Linked DNA regions of Homo sapiens: all the other regions are linked to region 1. The links are chromatin loops, found by intact Hi-C in ENCODE. Cell type or tissue: heart left ventricle. All regions are shown on one strand.

The links. Hi-C counts contacts between places; a loop is a spot of excess contacts. Peaks named below come from ENCODE experiments on the same cell type or tissue, not always from the same donor. Only the 100,000 strongest peaks of a DNase experiment are listed, where the experiment ranks them.
Region 2: it touches region 1 in a loop (7-fold over the local background); 56 of 110 quality-filtered maps call a loop at or near these places.
Region 3: it touches region 1 in a loop (2.3-fold over the local background); 26 of 110 quality-filtered maps call a loop at or near these places.

Annotation. Positions count from the first base shown.
Region 1 is chr20:3,782,433-3,790,432 of GRCh38, reverse strand. CENPB (centromere protein B) reads left to right here and starts at 3,693. Exons shown (of 1, transcript NM_001810.6): 1 at 3,693-6,582. The coding sequence starts at 3,950. The coding sequence ends at 5,749. It also overlaps a transcript of CDC25B not described here. RefSeq lists a silencer at 3,392-3,741 and enhancers at 3,577-4,286, 4,182-4,321, 4,287-4,997. In heart left ventricle, a CTCF peak has its summit at 3,509 (motif pointing left); DNase peaks (open chromatin) are centred at 3,562, 4,182, 4,507 and 5,905; H3K4me3 peaks cover 3,089 bases; H3K27ac peaks cover 1,467 bases.
Region 2 is chr20:3,852,006-3,860,005 of GRCh38, reverse strand. It overlaps MAVS (mitochondrial antiviral signaling protein), which reads right to left. Exons shown (of 7, transcript NM_020746.5): 2 at 5,265-5,448; 3 at 2,197-2,371. The coding sequence starts at 5,381. Among named protein-coding and RNA genes, the nearest start is that of MAVS, 9.2 kb to the right of the region's middle. RefSeq lists an enhancer at 1,835-2,334. In heart left ventricle, a CTCF peak has its summit at 4,750 (motif pointing right); a DNase peak (open chromatin) is centred at 4,745.
Region 3 is chr20:4,067,479-4,075,478 of GRCh38, reverse strand. No RefSeq gene overlaps it. Among named protein-coding and RNA genes, the nearest start is that of RNF24, 56 kb to the right of the region's middle. RefSeq lists enhancers at 123-417, 1-1,030, 3,028-3,527, 3,528-4,029. In heart left ventricle, a CTCF peak has its summit at 3,224 (motif pointing right); no DNase peak of the experiment used is centred here.

The sequences.
Region 1 (8,000 bases):
CACTCCAGCCTGGGCGACAGAGTGAGACTTGGTCTCAAAAAAAAAAAAAAAAAAAATTCCAAAATGGACTGTGGTGACAGTTGAGCACATCTGTGAACTGTACACTTTAAATGGGTGAATTGTATGCTTCTTGAAATATATCTTAATAAAACCTTTTTTTTTTTTGAGACAGAGTCTCACTCTGTCACCCAGGTTAGAGTACAGTGCCGTAATCTCGGCTCACTGCAATCTCTGCCTTTTCTTTCCTTCCTTCTTTCCTTCTTTCTTTTTCCTCCTTTCTTTCAAAACAAAGTTTGTTACCCAAGCTGTAATGCAGTGGTGCAATCATAGTTCATTGCAGCCTCATGCTCCTGGGCTCAGGTGATCCTCCGGCCCACCCCAGCCTCCCTAGGAGCTAGGACTACAGGCGCAAGGCACTATGCCTAGCTAATTTTTTTTTTTTTTGAGACAGAGTCTTGCTCTGTCGCCCAGGCTGGAGTGCAGTGGCGCGATCTCCGCTCACTGCAAGCTCCACCTCCCGGGTTCACGCCACTCTCCTGCCTCAGCCTCCTGAGTAGCTCGGACTACAGGCGCCCGCCACCATGCCCGGCTAATTTTTTGTATTTTTAATAGAGACGGGGTTCCACCGTGTTAGCCAGGATGATCTCGATCTCCTGACCTCGTAATCTGCCCACCTCGGCCTCCCAAAGTGCTGGGATTACAGGCATGAGCCACCGCGCCCAATGTTGTTCTCTTTATTTTTATTATTTATTATTATTTTTTGGCCGGGTGAGGTGGCTCACGGCTGCAATCCTAGTACTTTGGGAGGCCAAGGTAGGCAGATCACTTGAGGTCAGGAGTTTGAGACTAGCCTGGCCAACATGGTGAAACCCTGTCTGTACTAAAAATACAAAACTAAGCCAGGTATGGTGGTGTACACCTGTGATCCCAGCTACTCAGGAGGCTGAAGCAGGAGAATTGCTTGAACCAGGGAGGAGGAGGTTGCAGTGAGCTGAGATCACGCCACTGCACTCCCAGCCTGGGCAACACAGTGAGACTCCGTCTCAAAAAAAAAAATTAAAAATTAGCCAGGCATGGTGCCTCATGCCTGTAGTCCTAGCTACTGAGGAGACTGAGGCTGCAATGAACTATGATCGTGCAACTGTACTCCGTCCTGGGTGACAGAGCTAGACCCTGTCTCAAATAAACAAAAGGAGAATGGAAAGCTTGCTGAGGGGCCTGAAGGACAGCTCTGGGCAGGCTGGACCAAAAGAAGAGAAGGTGAGTTATGGATTTCCCAAACAGTCCTAAAAGCAGAAAGCTGGGACTTACAGAAAGAGGTGGGGAAGCCCGGGGCCTCAGATGGATTGCTGGGGGAAATGGTCACTTGAGAGGGGATGGAAATGGGCCCCGTGCACTGCTACAGGCAAAGGGTAGACGAGGTATCTGGAAATGGCTATGACATCAGCATATGATGGGCGTGGCTTTTCTGTCCTAGAAGTAATTGTGCCAATGCCCTTTGTATGGCACTAAGGAGGGGCCACAGGAAAGGAAAGGAAAGGAAGAGAAAGGAAGGAAGGAAAGAAAGAAGGAAAGGAAGGAAAAGAGAGAAAGAGAAAGAAAGAAGGGAAGGAAGGAAGGAAAGAAAGAAGGAAAGGAAGGAAAAGAGAGAAAGAGAAAGAAAGAAGGGAAGGAAGGAAGGAAAGAAACAAGGAAAAGGATGAAAGAGAGGAAAGAAAGAAAAGATGCATGGCAAGGAGTTCTCATCCAGGTAATCTTAGATTCATTTTTGCCCAGTGACCACACACTCCTCTTGGGCCAAGCAGTGCTCTGGAAAAGTCTCCCACGTGTTCTTTTGGACCTTGAGATTAAAAGAATATCTTTTATATCTCAGGGATAGGGAAGTCCTCTCTAAGTAAGACACAAAACCCCGAAGCAATAAGGAAAAAATTGACAGGTTGAAGATTAAAAACTTCTCATATCCAAAAGATTCCCTAAACTAACTTAGACAAGTGGCAGACAGGGAGAAAACATTTGCAACATACTTAACAAGATCTTTTCTTCAGAGCATGTAAAGAGCTCCTAAAAGTCAAGAAAAAGACAAACACATGGTCAAAGGATATGACTAGAAAATTCACAGGATTCAAATGGCCAAGAAACATACGAAAACAGAAATTTGCACTAAAACAGCAGTGAGTTACACTTTCTTCCTTTGGCTTCCAGAATGCCACAGTAGCCTGGTTTTTCTCCTGCTTCAGGGGCTCCTCCACTTCAAGAGTCTCTATTTGGTTCTTTCTTTCTTTCTTTCTTTTTTTTTGAGATGGAGTCTCACTCTTTTGCCCAGGCTGGAGTGCAGTGGCATGATCTTGGCTCCCTGCAACCTCTGCCTCCCAGGCTCAAGCGATTCTCCTGCCTCAGCCTCCCGAATAGCTGGGACTACAGGTGAGTGCCACCACACTTGGCTAATTTTTTGTATTTTTAGTAGAGACGGAGTTTCACTATATTGGCCAGGCTGGTCTTGAACTCCTGATCTCAAGTGGTCCCGCCTGCTTCGGCCTCCTAAAGTGCTGGGATTACAGACGTGAGCCACTGCACCTGGCCTCTTTCTTGAGCCCTTAACCTTGGAGGACCCAGGGCACTGTCCTTGGTCCTCTTTTCTTCTTTGTCTACACTCACCCACAGCTTCATCCAGCCCCAGGTCCTCAGCCTGTCCCCCTGGGTCACAGCCTTCCCCTCTGCCAATGCTGGAGTTCCCCTTAGTGCTGCCCTAAGAGATTTTTAAAAACACAGCTATACATTCATTGTTTTAAGAGCTTGGCATTTTAATGTTTTGCTGCAGGAGAGGGAGGCTTCAGGGATTCACACTTATGTATATACATGATGTTATTTCTGTAAGTGCAAACACATACATTTATGGCTATATGCATGGAAAAGCCCAGAAAGTGACACACCAAGATGTTATGAGTGTTTATCTATGGGTTGTGGGATTACTAGAACTTTAAAAATGTCATTAGCACCATCAAATAGATTTACAACTGTAATGCTGATTTTAAAAATAACTTAAGTGTGTAACAATAGGTTACATACGCTAGTGTTCATTCATAGCTGGAATGCTACACAATCATTAAAAAGCGTGTTGGCAATGATACTTACCGATATGGCAAAATTCTCACTACTTGATGCCAGGTAAAACAGCAGGAGATGCCAGATATACAGTCTATACAGTCTGATGCCAGTTTTATATAATAAATTTTTAAAAAGAAAACGACATGCATCTAGAGAAAAGACTGGAAGGAAATGTATCAAAATGTTACCTGTGCATCTCTCCAGGTGACGTGAAAAGCGTTTTTCAACTTCTTGAATTTTTCAGGTTCCGCAAAAAAAAAAGTGCGTTATTTTTACCTTAATTAAAAAAAAAAAAAACAAACAAAAACCCTGGTTCTTATTCTTTTTGAGCAGCAAGTCGCTGTCCGCCGGGCGCAGTAGCGATGCACCGCGTCCCCGCCCGCGTCGCTGCCGGGTCGCCGGAGGCCGCAGCACGGGCAGGTCCAGCAGGCCGCAGCGCCCCCCCGCGGTATGTCCCGGCGGCGGGAAGGGGGTGGGCGCGGAGGGCGGGGAGGAGGCGCCGGGCGTCCCCGCGCTTCCCGCGAGATCCCGCTCCGCCCGCTCCGCCCCGCTCGCCGCGCTCCCAGCTCCCCGCGCCGCGGCACTTCCTGCCTTCCGCGCCCGCGCCGCCCGCCCTCGTCTGCGCCCGTCGCCTGCCGCCCGCCGCCCGGCGACGCGCCCGCCGGCGTCCCCGGAGGTGCCCCCGGCCCGGCCGGGTCGTCGCCCCGCCGCCGCGCCCGCGAGCCGCTTTGTCTCGGGCGGGGCGCGCGGGAGAGGCCGCCAGGTGCCCCCCGCCACGGGCCCGGGCCCCCCGCCCCGGGGCGGCGGCGGCGGCGCCGGGCCCCGGGGCGGGGGGCGCGCCGGGATGGGCCCCAAGAGGCGACAGCTGACGTTCCGGGAGAAGTCACGGATCATCCAGGAGGTGGAGGAGAATCCGGACCTGCGCAAGGGCGAGATCGCGCGGCGCTTCAACATCCCGCCGTCCACGCTGAGCACGATCCTGAAGAACAAGCGCGCCATCCTGGCGTCGGAGCGCAAGTACGGGGTGGCCTCCACCTGCCGCAAGACCAACAAGCTGTCTCCCTACGACAAGCTCGAGGGCTTGCTCATCGCCTGGTTCCAGCAGATCCGCGCCGCCGGCCTGCCGGTCAAGGGCATCATCCTCAAGGAGAAGGCGCTGCGCATAGCCGAGGAGCTGGGCATGGACGACTTCACCGCCTCCAACGGCTGGCTGGACCGCTTCCGCCGGCGCCACGGCGTGGTGTCCTGCAGCGGCGTGGCCCGCGCCCGCGCGCGAAACGCTGCCCCCCGCACCCCGGCGGCGCCTGCCAGTCCGGCCGCGGTGCCCTCGGAGGGCAGTGGCGGGAGCACTACTGGTTGGCGCGCTCGGGAGGAGCAGCCGCCGTCGGTGGCCGAGGGCTACGCCTCGCAGGACGTGTTCAGCGCCACCGAGACCAGTCTATGGTACGACTTCCTGCCCGACCAGGCCGCGGGGCTGTGCGGAGGCGACGGACGGCCGCGTCAAGCCACCCAGCGCCTGAGCGTCCTGCTATGCGCCAATGCCGACGGCAGCGAGAAGCTGCCCCCGCTGGTGGCCGGCAAGTCGGCCAAGCCCCGCGCAGGCCAAGCCGGCCTGCCCTGCGACTACACCGCCAACTCCAAGGGTGGTGTCACCACCCAGGCCCTGGCCAAGTACTTGAAGGCCTTGGACACCCGAATGGCTGCAGAGTCTCGCCGGGTCCTGCTGTTGGCCGGCCGCTTGGCTGCCCAGTCCTTGGACACCTCGGGCCTGCGGCATGTGCAGCTGGCCTTCTTCCCTCCCGGCACCGTGCATCCGCTGGAGAGGGGAGTGGTCCAGCAGGTGAAGGGCCACTACCGCCAGGCCATGCTGCTCAAGGCCATGGCCGCGCTAGAGGGCCAGGATCCCTCAGGCCTGCAGCTGGGTCTCACGGAGGCCCTGCACTTTGTGGCTGCCGCCTGGCAGGCAGTGGAGCCTTCGGACATAGCCGCCTGCTTTCGTGAGGCTGGCTTTGGGGGTGGCCCTAATGCCACCATCACCACTTCCCTCAAGAGTGAGGGAGAGGAAGAGGAGGAGGAGGAGGAAGAAGAGGAGGAGGAAGAGGGTGAAGGAGAGGAAGAGGAGGAGGAAGGGGAGGAGGAGGAGGAGGAAGGGGGGGAAGGAGAGGAATTGGGGGAGGAAGAGGAGGTGGAGGAGGAGGGTGATGTTGATAGTGATGAAGAAGAGGAGGAAGATGAGGAGAGCTCCTCGGAGGGCTTGGAGGCTGAGGACTGGGCCCAGGGAGTAGTGGAGGCCGGTGGCAGCTTCGGGGCTTATGGTGCCCAGGAGGAAGCCCAGTGCCCTACTCTGCATTTCCTGGAAGGTGGGGAGGACTCTGATTCAGACAGTGAGGAAGAGGACGATGAGGAAGAGGATGATGAAGATGAAGACGACGATGATGATGAGGAGGATGGTGATGAGGTGCCTGTACCCAGCTTTGGGGAGGCCATGGCTTACTTTGCCATGGTCAAGAGGTACCTGACCTCCTTCCCCATTGATGACCGCGTGCAGAGCCACATCCTCCACTTGGAACACGATCTGGTTCATGTGACCAGGAAGAACCACGCCAGGCAGGCGGGAGTTCGAGGTCTTGGACATCAAAGCTGAGTCACTGGACCTAGCTGTGCCCCCAACCTAGATTGGCAGCACCACCCCAGGGCAGAGGACTCTCTGGGCACCCGCTGTGCATGGAGCCAGAGTGCAGAGCCCCAGATCCTTTAGTAATGCTTCCCCTGGTCCTGCAACAGGCCCGGTCACCTCGGCCGGGCCCGGGGCTGAGGTCAGCCTCACTGCCTGCTTATTGCCTCTTTCTCAGAATCCTCTTTCCTCCCCATTTGGCCCTGGGCTCAGGGGACCAGGTGGGGCGGGTGGGGAGCTGTCCGGTGCTACCACACCGTGCCCTCAGTGGACTAACCACAGCAGCAGCCAGGGATGGGCCCTGGAGGTTCCCGGCCGGAGAGTGCCTCTCCCCTCTGCCATCCACGTCAGGTCTTTGGTGGGGGGACCCCAAAGCCATTCTGGGAAGGGCTCCAGAAGAAGGTCCAGCCTAGGCCCCCTGCAAGGCTGGCAGCCCCCACCCCCACCCCCCAGGCCGCCTTGAGAAGCACAGTTTAACTCACTGCGGGCTCCTGAGCCTGCTTCTGCCTGCTTTCCACCTCCCCAGTCCCTTTCTCTGGCCCTGTCCATGTGACTTTGGCCCTTGGTTTTCTTTCCAGATTGGAGGTTTCCAAGAGGCCCCCCACCGTGGAAGTAACCAAGGGCGCTTCCTTGTGGGCAGCTGCAGGCCCCATGCCTCTCCTCCCTCTCTGGCAGGGCCCCATCCTGGGCAGAGGGGCCTGGGGCTGGGCCCAGAGTCCAGCCGTCCAGCTGCTCCTTTCCCAGTTTGATTTCAATAAATCTGTCCACTCCCCTTTTGTGGGGGTGAACGTTTTAACAGCCAAGGGTGCATCCTTCATGGTCTGGGCTTGCGTCTGTCTTGGGGGACTTATTCGTCCTGGCTCTCTTTGGTCCTTGCTCTGGTGGGACATGGAGGCAAGTGTTGAGAGGGTTGCCCTGACCGGAAGAGGGGCAGGAGGAGACCTCAAGCTTGGGGTCACTTGGCTGGGGCAGGAGGGAGCCATCAGTCTCTGGGGGCAAATCAATATGCACGTGGGGACTAGGCCTACCGAGGCTGGTTTGAAGGCCTTTGCAGGAGTGGGGTCAGGACAGAAAGAAAGGAGTGTTGGGGCAGCTTCTGGGGTCCAGATTGGAGTTTGGAGGGGCATATAGGTCACCCTTTGGTTTACCTTTGGTGCCTTAAGAGGGAGCCCTTTAGGCCTTTCAGTGATTGGCATATCCAAGCCTGGTGGCCACCTCTAGGCACAGTGGCAGGAGGAAGGTGAAATTGCTAGGAACAGGTTGCACCCCCAAGAGGCAGAGGATGGTTGGTAACTCCCTGTGCAGTGCCTTCCAGGGGGCCCCCAGTACAAAGGTGAGGTCAGGTCCCTTTGCTGATCCTACCCTTTTTCCTTTCAGAGCCAGCCCCTCCCTCCCTACCCCTCCTCACTGAGGCCCTCAGGCCCCAGCAGTTCCAACCAAGGGAGGGCCTGGGCTTGAGCATGGCTGGCAGCTCTGGGCCCCAAACCGGTTTTCCCACCTCACCTGAGGCTGGCACATCACTTCTGTGTTTCCTTCCCATCCCCGGCCCACCTTTACCACCAAGTTTCTCCTCTCCAACACTGGGAATGTTAATGGGGGAGTATCCAGTTCATCTCTTGTCCCTGGCCTGCCCTGGTTATGGCCCCTTATGGAAAATCAAGACCACTATATATGACTTTAAAACAAGAAATGGGGGTGACTTCCACTCTTGGCCTCTACTTCTGGCATTCAGGAATCCCCTCCAGGCCTTGAGGGCTTTGAAGTGACAACAAAAAGTAGTTGGGATCCCCCTTGCCACCACCTTCCCTCCCGAAATCCGAGCCCTGGAGTTGGAGACCAGAAGGCCACAAGGAAGCCCCACCTGCTCTCGAGTGAGCAGGAGGAGCATTGCCTGCTTGCCCAGGTGCTCCTGTTTAACCCAGCTACCTCACCGCAGGTTCCAACAAGACGAATTACTTCCATTTGTCTCCTGCGAAAAAGAACAGTTCTTGCTGGAACTGAGACTGTCTCATTAATGATAGTACCAGCTGATACTAATAGGGCCCCTGCTCTGTGCTAAATGCTTTAGATGCTCACAAAGCCCCTATAAGGTAGGTAAAGCCATGAGAAACCAGGCAGCGGTCCGGTCAGGTGCCCAAGGCCATGCCGTTAGTCAAACTCTCTTCTCATCCTGACTCTAGAAGTACCTCTTCACTAAGGAGGGACCCATATTCCTAACCCC
Region 2 (8,000 bases), 70 kb before region 1:
CTCTACTAAAAAATACAAAAAGTTAGCCGGGCATGGTTGCAGGCGCCTGTAGTCCCAGCTACTCGGGAGGCTGAGGCAGGAGAATGGCGTGAACCCGGGAGGCGGAGCTTGCAGTGAGCTGAGATGGCACCACTGCACTCCAGCCTGGGCGACAGAGCGAAACTCCATTTCAAAAAAAAAAGGAGTGACAAGCATCACTTGGCAAGGGGGCAGGAGTGGGAGGGTGAGAGCAGATGGAGGACAAGGTAGCAAGGGAGGAAGGGGAGTATGGGGGGGCCTCGTGGGTCTCTAGTCACCCACGCCGTGTCAGCAGTCACTCTTCTCTGTCCCCAGGCATCCTAGGACCCAGTGGCTTTCTCCTCCACATGACTATCATTGCTCACTGACCCCTGCCCTGATGCTGCCACCTGAGCCCCTCCCCTTTGCCCCCACCCCTCATCAGGCCCTACCACAGCCATTGTATTCAGGGGATCACTATTTTTGGGTTTTTTTTTTTTGGAGACGGAGTCTCACTCTGTCATCCAGGCTGGAGTGCAGTGGCGCAATCTCGGCTCACTGCAACCTCCACCTCCCCGGTTCAAGCAATTCTCCTGCCTCAGCCTCCCAAGTAGCTGGGATTACAGGCTTGCACCACCATGCGCAGCTAATTTTTTTGTATTTTTGGTACAGACAGGGTTTCACCATATTGGCCAGGCTGGTCTCGAACTCCTGACCTTGTGATCCGCCCGCCTCGGCCTCCCAAAGTGCTGGGATTACAGGCGTGAGCCACCGTGCCCAGCCAGGGATCACTATTAATCTCCACACATGAAGAGACATATTTAAAAAGAAGGAAGGAAAAAAAGGAAGGAAGAGAGGAAGGGAGGGAGGGAGGGAGGAAAAGCAAGGAAGGGAAAAAGGAGAGAAAAGCAAGCATGAGAGCCAGACGCGGTGGCTCACACCTATGATCCCAGCACTCTGGGAGGCCGATCGCTTCAGCCCAGGAGTTTGAGACCAGCCTGGGCAACATAGTGAGATGTCATCTCTACAAAAAATTTAAAAATTAGCCAGGTGTAGTTGTCCATGCCTGTAGTCCCAGCTACTCTGGAGGCTGAGGTAGAAGGATCACTTGAGTCCAGGAGGTCAAGGCTGCAGTGAGCTATGATTGCACCACTGCACTGCAGCCTGGGTGGCGCAGCAAGACTCTGTCTCTAAAAGGAAAAAAAAAAAAGAGAGAGAAAGAAAAGAAAAACATGGATGTCCCACAGCTATAAATGTGACCAGGGTCTCGGGGGTTACCTCTAGTTTGAAATATAAATAGGGCTGGCTTGATTTTTTTTCCCATGTCTTTTTTTTTTTTTTTTTGAGATGGAATCCCACTCTGTCGCCCAGGCTGGAGTGCAGTGGCGCGATCTCAGCTCACTGCAACCTCTGCCTCCCTGGTTCAAGTGATTCTCCTGCCTCGGCCTCCTGAGTAGCTGGGACAACATGCCCGGCTAATTTTCTGTATTTTTAGTAGAGACGGGGTTTCACTGTTTTAGCCAGGGTGGTCTCCATCTCCTGACCTCATGATCCGCCTGCCTCGGCCTCCCAAAGTGCTGGGATTACAGGTGTGAAACACCGCGCCCAGCCTCCTCCCATGTCTTGATCTCACTCAGGATCAAACTCAATCTCATCAAATCGCCTCCGAGCACTCAGAGTGGCAGGGACACTGAGAGGGACTTAAAGAATAACTGGGCAGCTGATAGAGGGCGTCGAAGGCTCTCAGGGTAAACCAGGGGAGGGGAAGAGAAGGAGGAGAGAGGGAGGGTGAATGAGTAGGTGGGGGAGAAGAAATGAGGAAGGGTGGGAGGCGAATGCTACAGCCGTGAAAGTTAGGGGAGACTCCATGTGCTGGGCATACAGGAAGTGCCCAGCCCAGCTCAATACTCAACACGCATCGTCCCGCAGTATCACCCACTGCAGCTCCCCGCGGCAGATGCTGCCATGAGCTTCATTTTACAGAAGAGAGGCCTGAGGCTCAGGGAAATTAAGGGACTTGGCCAAAGGGACACAGCTGGTAAGTGGCTCAGCCTGGATCTACACCCAGGTTTATTCATCGCTTCACAGTGACAAGAAAGAGGATGACAGAGAAAGGCAGGAAGTACAGGGAGAGAGAAAAGGAGAGCGGAGGCCAGGGAGCAGGCTGGGGGTCCAGGAGGGCAAGGGCAGGACGCTCACGAGGCTGGTAGCTCTGGTAGACAGAGGCCACTTCGTCCGCGAGATCAACTAGCTCACAGCCCCTCAGTGCCGCAATGAAGTACTCCACCCAGCCGGGCCGCCGCTGAAGGGTATTGAAGAGATGCCAGAGGGTGTCCCGGTTCCCTGAGAGTGTGCAGGTGGCCCGCAGTCGATCCTGGAAGACACAATGCCACTGTCCTGCTCAAGCCAGGTGGCCCCTGCCACTTCCCCACCCAGAATGAAGCCACAGCGGGGGGAGGGGTGCCAAGAAAGCCACAAGGGCAAGGCAGCCACGTGAAACTGGATCGGAGCCCAGGACAGGGCCAGGTATGGAGTGAGGAAGAGCAATTAGCAGCCACATCAATAAAGGCAGCTGCCGGAAACTGGCAATTAACTATGTCCTGGGCTCTCCATTAAGGGCTTTGCATGTATCATCTTTATTTAATGCCATTATTATCTCCACTTTACTAATGAGGAAACTGAGGCTTAGCAGAAGCAAAGTACTGTAGCAAAGATCCTAAAACAGTGGGGCAGGAATCCAAACCCAGTTAATCTGATACAAAAGCCTTGGATTAATATGGCCCCCAGGGCAAAAAGAAAGGTTTGGATTAGGAGAGAAGGAAAAGGTAGATAGCAAAAGTATGATGAAAGGGGCAAAAGACGGAAAGAGAGGGGGCCGACAATAACAAACAAGGAAGCTGAGAATGCTGGGGAGATTGTGGGCAGATGACAGTGGCTGCAGAGTTTTTTTGTTTCTTTTTTTTTTTTTTTTTTCAGACGGAGTCCCACTCCGTCGCCCAGGCTGGAGTGCAGTGCCGTGATATCAGCTTACTGCAACCTCTGCCTCCTGAGTTCAAGCGATTCTCCTGCCTCAGCCTCCCGAGTAGCTGGGATTACAGGAGCCCACCACCACACCCGGCTAATTTTTTTGTATTTTTAGTAGAGACATGGTTTCGCCATGTTGGCCAGGCTGGTCTCGAACTCCTGACCTCAGGTGATCCACCCGCCTTGGCCTCCCAAAGCGCTGGGATTACAGGCGTGAGCCACCGTGCCCAGCCCTAGAGTTTTTATGTCTACCTGAATTCTCACATAAAAACAAGCAACCAGACAGCAGAAACAAAAACCCACAGAATCCTGCAGGAGCTAGATTTTTAGAAAAAGGAAAATAGCCAGGTGCGGTAGCTCACACCCGTAATCCCAGCACTTTGGAAGGCCGAGGATCACAAGGTCAGGAGTTCAAGACCAGCCTGACCAACATGGTGAAAGTCCGTCTCTACTAAAAACACAAAAATTAGCCGGGTGTGGTAGCATATACCTGTAATCCCAGCTACTCAGGAGGCTGAAGCAGGAGAATTGCTTGAACCCAGGAGGCAGAGGTTGACCCAAGATGGCACCACTGCAACTCCAGCCTGGAAGACACAGCGAGACTCCATCTCAAAAAAAAAAAAAAAAAAAATGCTGGGCGCAGTGGCTCACGCCTGTAATCCCAGCACTTTGGGAGGCCGAGGCGGGTGGATCATGAGGTCAGGAGATCGAGACAATCCTGGCTAACACAGTGAAACCCCGTCTCTATTAAAAATACAAAAAATTAGCCGGGCATGGTGGCAGGCGCCTGTAGTCCCATCTACTCAAGAGGCTGAGGCAGGAGAATGGCGTGAACCCAGGAGGCAGAGCTTGCAGTGAGCCGAGATCACACCACTGCACTCCAGCCTGGGCGACAGAGTGAGACTCCGTCTCAAAAAAAAAAAAAAATCGTGCCACTGCACTCCAGCCTGAGTGACAGAGCAAGACTCTGTCTCAAAAATAAAAATAAAGACCAGCCTGGCCAACATGGTGAAACTCCATCTCTACTACAAATACAAAATCAGCCAGGTGTGGTGGCATGCGCCTGTAACCCCAGCTACTCAGGAGGCTGAGGCGCGAGAATCACTTGAACCCAGGAGGCAGAGGTTGCAGTGAGCTGAGATCATGCCATTGCACTGCAGCCTGGGCAACACAGCGAGACTCCGTCTCAAAAAAAAATTTTTTAAAGAAAATAAAGAAAACCCACAGAAAATATTTACTATAAAACAAGATATCCCTATAAACCCCAAAATACAAGAGGGAGGAGCAAACTCCAAACAGACCTGCATACTAATGCGATCTGTGTGGGAGGACAGCGGAGACAACAATGGGGCTCCTGAGAAATCTGAGGACAGGAGGCCCCAAAAGAGCCAACAGGTACCCTCTGGAGCACAGGGGTCCAATCTGAGAACAGCAGCTACAACGGGGAGGGGTTGTGCCCGTTTCACCAGCTAGTGAGTGCCAGGGGCCTGCAGCAAGTTCTGTTGGGGCTAGAGCGACCCTGATCCTGCCAGCTCTCAAACCTGAGTCCCAGCTCCGTGCCAGGACAGGGCCCCATGACAAGGAGAATGGAATCAAAACTGAGCAGGACAAGGAAGGGCAAGAGAGATGAAGGAAATAGGAGGTTCCAAAAAAAGTGGGCAAGTGGACCAGAGCCAGGAAATCTCAGAGAGCCAGCGCCATATTTTTGAGCAGTGCACAAAAGCAACACAAGGGGGAGCTCGGCGAAGTCAGCAACGCCACCCTGAGCCACACTCCATCCAAAAGTTAGAAAAGCAGCAAGGGTGCGGTGGCTCACGCCTGTAATCCCAGCACTTTGGGAGGCCGAGGCAGGCGGATCACAAGGTCAAGAGATCAAGACCATCCTGGCCAACATGGTGAAACCCCGTCTCTATTAAAAACAAAAAAATTAGCTGGGCGTGGTGGCACGCACCTGTAATCCCAGCTACTCAGGAGGCTGAGGCAGGAGAATCACTTGAACCCAGGAGGCGGAGGTTGCAATGAGCCAAGATCGTGCCACTGCACTCCAGCCTGGCGACAGAACGAGACTCAATCTCAAAAAAAAAAAAAAAAAAGAAAAGCAGCAAGGACAAGGAGCAAGACACAGCAAGAGGAAGAAGGAAGGAGCCAGCCCAGGCTTGGGTGAGGAACTAGGATGGGGCTGAGCTTTGAATTCCACAGCCCTGCCCCCAGGCCAGTGTCGGGCTGTCACTTCCCTTGCTCACCTGGTCTCTTGCTGTGAGGCAGGGCAGGTAAGGCAGAATCTCTACAACATCCACATTGCAAAAATTGCTGAAATTGCGGCAGATATACTTATAGGTCTTGTCTTCAGCAAACGGCATTGCTGCTCAGATTCTGGAGAGAGGGCTCTGGCCCCATGAAGGGTGGATGGACTGAGAGGAAACGAGACTGGAAGAAAACAGATCACACATTACAACAGGGTTGGGGGGTTGGGAGTGGGGCTGGACAAAAGGCAATTCTTTCTCAACTTTTTGGAATGTTTGTTTTCTTTCATCTTTAATTTCTTCTTTTTTTTTTTTTTGAGAGCGAGTCTCACTTTGTCACCCAGGCTGGAGTGCAGTGGGGCAATCTCGGCTCACTGCAACCTCCGCCTCCTGGGTTCAATTGAGTCTCTTGCCTCAGCCTCCCTTCTGAGTAGCTGGGATTACAGGTGCGCACCACCATGCCCAGCTAATTTTTGTATTTTTAGTAGAGATGGGGTTTCACCATGTTGGCAAGCTGGTCACAGACTCCTGACCTCAAGTGGTCCACCCGCCTCGGCCTCCCAAGTTTGGGGATTACAGGTGTGAGCCACCACACCTGGCCGTTTTTGTTTTGTTTTATTTTGTTTTTAAGAGATGGGGTCTCGGGCTGGGCACAGTGGTTCACGCCTATAATCCCAGCACTTTGGGAGGCCAATTTGGGGGATTAACTGAGGTCGGGAGTTGGAGACCAGACTGACCAACATGGAGAAAATCCCGTCTCTACTAAAAATACAAAAAAAAAAAAAAAATAGCTGGGCATGGTGGCGCATGCCTGTAATCCCAGCTACTCGGGAGGTTGAGGCAGGAGAATTGCTTGAACCTGGGGGCAGAGGTTGCGGTGAGCCAAGATTGCACCATTGCACTCCAGCCTGGGCAACAAGAGCGAAACTCTGTCTCAAAAACAAACAAACAAACAGATGGGGTCTCTGTCACCCAAGTTGGGTGCAGTGGTGCAATAATAGTTCACTGCAGCCTCGAACTCGTGGGCTCAAGCAATCCTCCCGCCTCAGCATCCCCGGTAGCTGGAACTACAAACCTGCGCCACTATGCCCAGCTAATTTTTTTATTTTTTCTAGAGACAGGGTCTCATGATGCTGCCCAGGCTGGTCTCAAACGCCTGGCCTCAAGCGATCCCCCTGCCTCCGCCTGTCAAGTAGCTCGGATGACAAGCACCAGCCAATGTGTCCAGCCACCTTTAATTTCTTTTTTTTTTTTTTGAGACGGAGTCTTTCTCTGTCGCCCAGGCTGGAGTGCGGTGGCGCGATCTCGGCTCACTGCAAGCTCCGCCTCTCGGGTTCACGCCATTCTCCTGCCTCAGCCTCCTGAGTAGCTGGGACGACAGGCGCCCGCCACCACGCCCGGCTAATTTTTTTGTATTTTAGTAGAGACGGGGTTTCACGGGGTTAGCCAGGATGGTCTCGATTTACTGACCTCGTGATGCGCCCGCCTCGGCCTCCCAAAGTGCTGGGATTACAGGCGTGAGCCACCGCGCCCGGCCGCCATCTTTAATTTCTGTAAACATCCTATTTTATTACTGCCTGAGTCTCTCCAAAATTCCTGCAGAACCCGGGCGCGGTGGCTCACGCCTGTAACCCCAGCACGTTGGGAGGCCGAGGCGGATGGATCACGAGGTCAGGAGTTCAATACCAACTTGGCCAAGATGGTGAAACCCCGTCTCTACTGAAAATACAAAAAAATTAGCCAAGCATGGTGGCGGGCGCCTGCAGTCCCAGCTATTCAGGAAGCTGAGACAGAGAATTGCTTGAACCCAAGAGGCGGAGGTTGTAGTGAGCCGAGATCACGCCACTGCACTCCAGCCTGGGCGGCAGAGTGAGACTCCGTCTCAAAAAAAAAAAAAAAAAAAAAAATTCTGCAGAATTTGCTAAAAATGAATTGATGACCACCAGCTACTCAAGAAGCTAGGGCAGGAGGATCGCTTGAGCCCAGCTGTTCGAGGCCAGCCTGGGCAACACAGCGAGACCCTGTCTCTAAAAAAATAAAAATAAAAATAATTGAAGACCAAAAAGAATCAGATCCAGAATACCTAGGGCCCATTTCTTCTCTGCAGGTTGGTCAGCACTGGGAAGGTCTGCATGTACCCCTAGCACATGCGGTGGGGGGATCTGTATGTGACCCTAGTTTCTGTGCCTATAAATGTCCTGGCTCCCTTCCTGGCTCTAAGGCCCTCAAGCTGATAGCAAGAGGGCTATACCTAAACGTGCTGCTGCTTTGGGACACACTGAAAAAATAAAAAGTGAACCCCAACATGATAATAATCGGATCATCCCGCTTTAAAGAAGAAACTGAGGTATGCTTGCTAGTTAGTAGAAGAAGAAAGAACTGAGATCTTCAGGTCAGCTTCTTTCCATGACATGGCTGCAGGCCCACCATTAAAGCCTGCTACACATAGGCCGGGCACGGTGGCTCACGCCTGTAATCCCAGCACTTTGGGAGGCCGAGGCGGGTGGATCACGAGGTCAGGAGATCAAGACCATCCTGGCTAACACGGTGAAACCCCGTCTCTACTAAAAATACAAAAAATTAGCCCGGCGTACTGGCGGGTGCCTGTAGTCCCAGCTACTCGGGAGGCTGAGGCAGGAGAATGGCGTGAACCTGGGAGGCGGAGCTTGCAGTGAGCCAAGATTGCGCCACTGCACTCCAGCCTGGGCGACAGAGCCAGATTCCGTCTCGGGGGAA
Region 3 (8,000 bases), 290 kb before region 1:
CAAACACTTCTTCCTTCTTGATGGCAGGAAGTCTCAGGCAGGCTGCAAAGACCTGGAAGCTGAAGACTCCAAGGGGGAGCAGAACTGCTGCGACCGCTTACACTGCAGTTCCTGGACCCTAGGGGCCTCCCTACCCCACTGTGGGATTCTCTCTATCCAGAACACAGCTGGTGCCCTGGGGTCATGACACCCCAGAAACTCATCTGTTCTGGTCTTTGGCAAGTCTGCAGACCAACTTTGACCAATAGAGAACTAAGGCAGCAAGTTTTCCAGTGTCATACAGATAGACAATTGCATCAGAATAGAGACACGTGACTTCTGAATGCGGACTGGAGGAGATGAGGATGGAGGGCTGGGAGGATAGTAAGAGAGGGAGCAGGGAGACCAGTTACGGGCCACTGAAGTAGTCAAGGTGTCAGACAAGAGCTTTGAGACAAGAGGACTCGTCTTAGAGATAGATTGCATGAGGGCCATGAGGGTAAGGGAGGTGTCCAAGCTGACCTCAGCCTTCTGGCTTGTCCACTGGTTGGATGGGGTCACCATTTTATTGTAATGGCGGATACTGGTTGCAGAGAACTGAGTGTTGGAGGACCATGAATGAGTTCCATTTCAGATCTGCTCAGCTTGCTGTCCCTGGGAGACAACCACAGGAGTTGTTTAGGAGACACCGGGCTACTTCAGCCTGGAGCTCCAGGAGGAGGTCTGCATTGGTCGTTGGGACAATAGGACCAGGCAAGTACATGGAAAGAATGTCAAATTCCATCAGGCATAAAAAGAACAGTTGAACTCAGGTGGTAAAGGGGCAAGAAGGGAGGAGTGGTTTACAAAATTCCAAAACAGATGATCAAGTCAGAGAGAGGTAGTCAAATAATTGAGCATGGGGGTTGTTAAAGTGACATTGGTTCTTGCTGTCACATTGACAGATTAGAGAGGAAGTTGAGAGTCAAAGCCATCCGCTGAAAACATACAGTTAGTAAAAAGTGCGTGGCTCCCAGGCAGTTGGGTGACTTTCCACAGCTTCTCACCTTCCCAGCCAGATTGTGCCTCACCCCCAATCCCAGAGCCTCCTTTATAGAAATTCTGGAGCTGTAGTGCCTCTTCTCACATCCAGCAGGGAACCATGACTCAGGGCTGGGCAAACTGGCACAAAAACCCTTTGGTTCATCCAAGCCAGCTGTCCCTGGGTCCCAAGTCTCTTTTGCGGATCCATTTGCATGCAATTTGCACTTTGCTACAAACCTTGGCTTCCCCTTTAAAGGGCCAGTGCCTCTCTTTCCCATCTCATCCTCATCTCTTAACCAGTCACCAAGAAAAGTGGGCTCTGATGATGAAAAAGAAGCAGGGGGGTCCCTACTCAAAATTCATTTGTTGGCCAGATACCGTGCTCACACCAGTACTCTGGGAGGCCAAGATAGGAGGATTGCTTGAGGCCAGGAGTTCGAGAGCAGCCTGGGCAACACAGTGAGAGCCCGTGTCTCTACAAAAAATAAAAAAATAAATTAGCAGGCATGGTGGCATACCCCTATAGTCCCAGCTACTCAGGAGGCTGAGGCAGGAGGATCACTTGAGCCCAGGAGTTTGAGGTTACAGTGACCTATGATCATGCCACTGCACTCTAGCCTGGGTGACAAAGCAAGACTCCAAGAGTGGTTTACAATGTTCCAAAACAGATGATCAAGTCAGAGAGAGGTAGTCAAATAATTGAGTATGTGGGTTGTTAAAGCAACATTGATTCTTGCTGTCACATTGTCTCTTAAAAAAATAATAAAAATAAAATCCATGTATTGAGAGTCCAAAATTCCTCTATGGAAGCACAAGCTGCCTTTGAGAACTGGAGGATATGGATATGTCCTGCTTCCCTCCATCCCCAAGAACAGCTCATAGAAATAGGAAAGGGGTACACCCCCATACCCCTAAGTCTTCCAGACTAGAGACTGAGCTGGTGGCATAGGGGAAGGACTGGGGTCTGAGGACCTATACTCTCAGCCTAGGAGCCAGCTCCTTAGGGAAGAGCCCAGAAATTAGAACTCCCTGCAAGCTCAGATGGAGTGACCTGTTCATAAAGCACATGGCCAGATACTAAAGTTCCTTAATAGATGAACGGTGAGTCCCACTCCCTGACCTGGGAGGCAGGAGAGGCCTCATGTGACCACAATTTGGGGACTGGCATTGCCTTGGCTTCATGGCACAGAGGAGACCCACACACACTCCTTCCCCTGCCAGGGAGACTCCAGGCTGAGAAAAGGACAAGTCCTCAGGTTTGAAGATGTCTCCTCATCAAAATACTTCTACATCACTCTTCATTTTATCCTTGACACACTAGCTGAGAGGCTGCCTGGAGGGTCCTGGGCCCTTGTTTTAGGGCACATAAAAATGAAGACCTCATCACCAAGGGAAGGCCCCTGCATCAGGTCTAACTAACCTGCACCAAGCCACGCCGCACACCAGACCACTCCAGCTTGACCACTGCTCCTCTGCCCAGACCCTTGATGAATAGTGCAGTCTTCTGCAGCGACTGCCACTGTTACAGCTCCACTGGCCCCGCAGCCGCCACACAGATTCCTCCAGGGATCCTCAGGACTCAGTGCACCAGAATCTCAAGGTTCCGTGTGTGTGTGTGTGTGTGTGTGTGTGTGTGTGTGTGTGTAACAGAGGAGGCATGGCTGCATTAACCCCTGTGGTCATCAGCCAATATGGCCCCCAACGATTCCCTCCTTCTTGTACCGTTTCACACTGACACCATAGGCAAGTTTTAAGTGCTTTTTTTCTGCAACTCATCTCAGCAAAGATAAATATCATTGCCTCTTATTCTAGGACATGGCAGGCTGCAGGACCCCAGTTGCACCAAACTGCCATCCCCTCCTGCCTGGTTTCCCTTCTTCATGAACCGATCAATGGGCCATAGCCAGGTTGGGATGCATGTCTTCCACAGGATGGGAACTACCTCCAGCTGATCAGGTACATGGCCTTGGAAATCATCCTACACTTTAGAGTCAACAAAGGCTGTTCCCATATGTGCCCCGAGCTCCTCCAGGTTTCTCCATCCTATGGACACAAATGAGGTGGCATTAACAGGGAAAACACACTTTATGGGCTTTTGCCCCCGTCCACAGACTAAGGGTGCTCCAGGGCCCCTCGATTTATCCCAGTTATTTCTGAATAACTGGGATATCTTACATCTGCTTAGCACGGGTCCCCTCCTAGAGAGCTATGGCCTTAGAAGCCACTTGGGGGCAGTACCTCACCACTGCCCCTGCCAGAGTGCCCTGATGACCAGCACTATGGACCCTCCTAAATTCCATCTGTTCTCCCCCTATAGCCTCCAAGTTGGCAACCTGAGACCGTAGTAGGTCTGCGTATCACGCAGAAATGGGAGAAGGACCCTTGTAACGGATTCTGTTGGTGCCCTGCCCAGATTCCTCTCCTTGGCCACTGCACCCACCCACCAGCTATTGCTAAGATCTCCCCCAAAAAGTAATTGACACAGAGGTGCAAAAAAATCTGTCCTGCTTACCCCAACGGGGGACAGCTCAGTGGCCGATCCACACCCCAGAGCTTCCCCTGGATCAGGCTGAAGTCAGACCCCAGCTGAGACCACTTCATGCTTAGCATCTTCCCTGCCCTGGCCTGCTTCATTCCCTCCCTCTTATGTCTCTCTAAGAGTACTCGCTCAATAAATCACCTGCTCAAGAATCCTCAGCTCAGCCTTTCACTCTAGAGAAGAAAACATACCCTTCTTCCCAAGTTTGTGTCTGGAACCCTGTCCCAACCTTGCTTCGGCCTCAGAATCTCGTGAAATCAGCTCCTGCTTCTGCCTACAACCCTCTCTGTGTGCCCTGGGGGCAGTTACATGGAGACCCGATGAGAGAACAGACACCCCTCTGTGTTTCTCCACTACACTCCTCATTCCACCCTTCTCTCCCCCAGGAGCCCACCCACCAGCCACCGCCTGAGCCCTTTCCCCACTGCAAAGCTGCCTTCCTGCCAGATTCCACCCCCAGGACTCCCACTATGTATGGTGAATGTATTTGACCTTCAAAACCATTCTGTTCCATCAGTATTAAGTCTACTATTTTTTCTAGTGGAGAAGCCAGAAGCAATTTACTGCAAAGCCAATGCAGCTTAAGCTCACTTGCATGGGCCCCTTCCAAAGCCCTGCAATTTCGTAATCATAGTTTTTATTCTTCTGCTTGAGGAGGGCTCCCAAATTGTATCAGCCTCAGGCCCCATAAAACCTAACTCTACCCTTGGAAAAATGGAAGCTCTGAAAGGTGAAGTGATTTGTCCCACGACACAGGCCTGATGAGCAACAGAAGCAGAAGTTGACCCAGGTTTGCTGCCTCCCAAGTTCTTTTCCCGTCCTCCATCCTATGATCCATCCCTGCAACTCCCCTGGGCCTACTGCAGCAGCCTCCAGGATCCAGCCCTTGGCTTCCCTCTACCTCCAGCACATAGCCTTCCCAGTTGCCAGCCATCAGCCCCTCCTCTGCTCTGGCACAGTATTGTGGGAGCTTGGCAGGCCAGAGTGGGTTTGGCAGAGCTACATTTAAATATCAAGGTAGAAGAGTGTCTGCATGTATACCATCAATGGATGCAGACACCCACAGAGCCTATGGTAGCTGCAAGTTGCCCCTACATTTGCCTGTGTTTTCTCCATCAGCTGAGTAGCAGGCTGTTAGGATACCTGTCTTGGGAGCACTGCAGAAGTTAGACTGTGTATCAGTTAGCTCTTGCTGTGTAACAAAACATGCCAAAACTTAGTGGCCTAAAACAACAACTATTGATTTAGCTCACAGTTCTGCAGGTCAGCAATTTGGGCCATGCTCTCCTGGGCAGTTTGATCTCAGCTGAGCTCCCTTTGGGCATATGCAGTCAGCTGCCAGGTTGGCTGGGAACTGGAGTCAGCTGGTACATCTCATCTCTGTTCCACAGAGTCTCCCATCCTTCAAATCAAGATCGTCTGCCTGATGGCTTGGCAGAATTCCATGAAAGCAAATGGATTTGAGCAAGGCCTCTTGAGGCCTAGGCGCAGGACTCAACAGCTTTACTGTCAGCACATTCTATGGCCCAAAGCAAGTGACAGGCCAGCCATGATGGTTAATGTTGTCATCTTAGCTGGGCCATAGTGCCCAGGTATTTGATCAAACATTATTCTGGATATTTCTGTGAAGGTGCTTTTTCTTTCTTTATTTTTTTTAATGCAGTTAACAGTTCAGTTGGGGACCTTTGAGTAAAATAGATGACCCTCTATTAGGTGGTTGGGCCTCTTCCAATCAGTTGACAGCCTACAGAGAACAAAGACTGATCTCCCCCCAGCAAGAAGGAATTCTCCAGCTGAATGCCTTTGGACTGAAATGACAACTCTTCCTTGAATCTCCAGCCTGCCAGCCTACTCTGCAAATTTTGGACTTACCAAGCCTCCATGATTACATGAGCCAATTCCTTAAAATAAATGTCCTTCTATATATATACACATCCTGTTGGTTCTGTTTCTCTGGAGAACACTGACTAATACACCAGCCCAGATTCAAGGGGTGGGGAACACACTCCACCTCCTGATGGGAGGAATGGCAAAGTCACATTGCAAAGCATGAGGGCACAAGGAGGGGACTAACACAGTCACCTCTGCTCATGAGCGACCACAGGCTGGCTTTAGGAATGGGTGGGTGTGGGCAGGGTAACCTGCAGCTCTTGGTGTCCACCTTTGAGCATCGAGCTTCTGCTGGGCCAGCCAGGTGGAATTCCCAGTCATCTCCACCTCCTTTTTGGTATCAAAGACTGGGAAGAAAACTGTTTCCACGACTCTGTGAGCAGAAAGGGGGGAACCTCACAACTGGATTTGAGAGTATGTCTTTGCCCTCAAACTAGGGGCTTCCTGAGGCTGTGCTCTTTTCTACCATCCAACTCAGGACTCAATGTAGAATGGAGGCTGGGCATGGTGGCTCTGGAAACTCTAATACCGGCATTGTGGAAGGCTGAGGTGGGAAGATCACTTGAGGCCAGGAGTTTGAGACCAGCCTGGGCAACATAGTGAGACTCCCAGTCTCCACAAAAAAAATTTAAAACTTAAGTGTGGTGGTGCATGCCTGTAGTCCCAGCTACTCGGGAGGCTGAGGCGGTAGGATCACCTGAACCCTAGAGCTGAGGCTGCAGTGAGATAGGATCCTGCACTCCAGCCTGGGTAACAGAACAAGACCTTGTCTCTGGGCAAAAACACGAAAAACCCTATAGGCTGGAGGAAGCGTTTTATTCCCCCTACAGGACCCAACAGGTTCTGAGAGCAACCAAATGTCTAATTCTCCCACGTGTCCCCCAAGATTGTTGACACTCTAGCTGGGACATACGGGGCCCCCATAAGTAATTCCTAGATGAACACACACAGCCTTCAGTGCTGAGGCCTGAGACATCTGCTCCCAGCTATGCAAACAGTCCCACGTCACAACTAACCATGCAAGGGGCAGGGGGCTCAGACTTGCCCAGCCCACCTTTCGGTCCTCTGGACTGCCCTCCATGCTGGCTCAGTCCTGTTCTGTCTACCTCTGCTCAGCACGCCTTCCTCCCACACAGCTTGACAAGTTGGCCACCTCCCAGCTCCCCACCCCACCCTGTCTCCTGCTTACCCTCCTCCCCATGCTCTGCGAGTCTTACATAGTCTTACACTTGGTAAGAAGCCAAGCCTTGCCACATGTGCATGTCCTGCAGGCTTCCCTTCCTGCAGGTATGGCTTTGGGCTCTGGACTCTGGGTAGACCCAGGAAGTGGGGGTCATCAGGGGAGACAATGTAGCAGGCAGGCATGTAGGGCAACCAGAGTCAGCCTATGAGATACCAAGGGCAGGTCCTCTTATGCCCAGAAGATTCATAACAACGGCATAAAAAATAGTGGAAGACCCTGGACCCACATGCTCTGAGCTCCAGCCCCTCATTGTCACAAACTGCAGTGTGATTTGGGACTGTCACTTTGCTTCTCAGTTCCCCCATCTGTCAAGTGGAGATGATAACCATTGATAGTGGATCCTATAGGCATCCTGCTCACTCCTTGAGGCCTCACCACCTCAGGGAGCTCCCGCTGCCTTCCACCTGTGAATCTGCATGTCTGCACCTGAGAGCTTTCTTTCCTAAACTGCAGAAGGCCAGGCAGCATGCTGGAAGTGCCAGGGAATTAACAACCCTTAGCAGAGCCCTTCTTCTAGCTATAACTCACAGGAGTTGATGGATAAATACCCCAGCTCCCTCACTCCTCAGGCAAGATAACTCTGGGGCACGTGTTCTACTCTGATGCCCAGATTTCCCCCGCAAGACTGAACTCCAGTTGCCCACAGTGGTAACTAGCTTGATAATACACCCCTTGTGGGCTGCCTTCCTTCCCCATTTCACAGAACTACTTGTGTTCAAAGCCTTGTCTCACGGTCTGCCTCCAGGGCAGTCCAAACTAAGACATCATCCCAGCCCTGTCGCAACACCATTAGCCCGTGTGTGATCGAGATGATGGCAGAGGCTACCAGCAGGTGTTTGAGCCCAGGGCTGGGTGAGGGTCTTCCCAGCCCTTATCTCTACTCTGGACCCACAGGAAACTCCACAAGAAAGTGTCAGAGGATGTTGGTGGGACTTCTTCTGTTGTCCTGGAATGGCAGCCAAGGCCTGAAACTGAGGTCAGGAGATGCTTGGGACCCATATTCTAGAATGAGCAACATGTGAGTCACCAACAGCTGAGTGCCCAACTCCTCCTTTAGTGAGAGGCAGTGCAACCTGCTCCTCCATGCATTCCACCCAAAGAGAGGACTGGGGAGGGGAAAGGCGGGCCATAGTGAATTTCATTCTCCAGGATGACAGGATTTCCCTCTGTCTCCCTGAAGCAAGGGATGAAGGGATTCCGAGCTAATCAGAGGAATAGTCAATGTGCCCAATTGCACATCCCTCCAGACCAGGCTTAGACCTTTTGTTGAGACCAGCTAATTCTGTGTCCTGTGCATTCTACAATTCTAAGTCCCTCCCTTCTGTC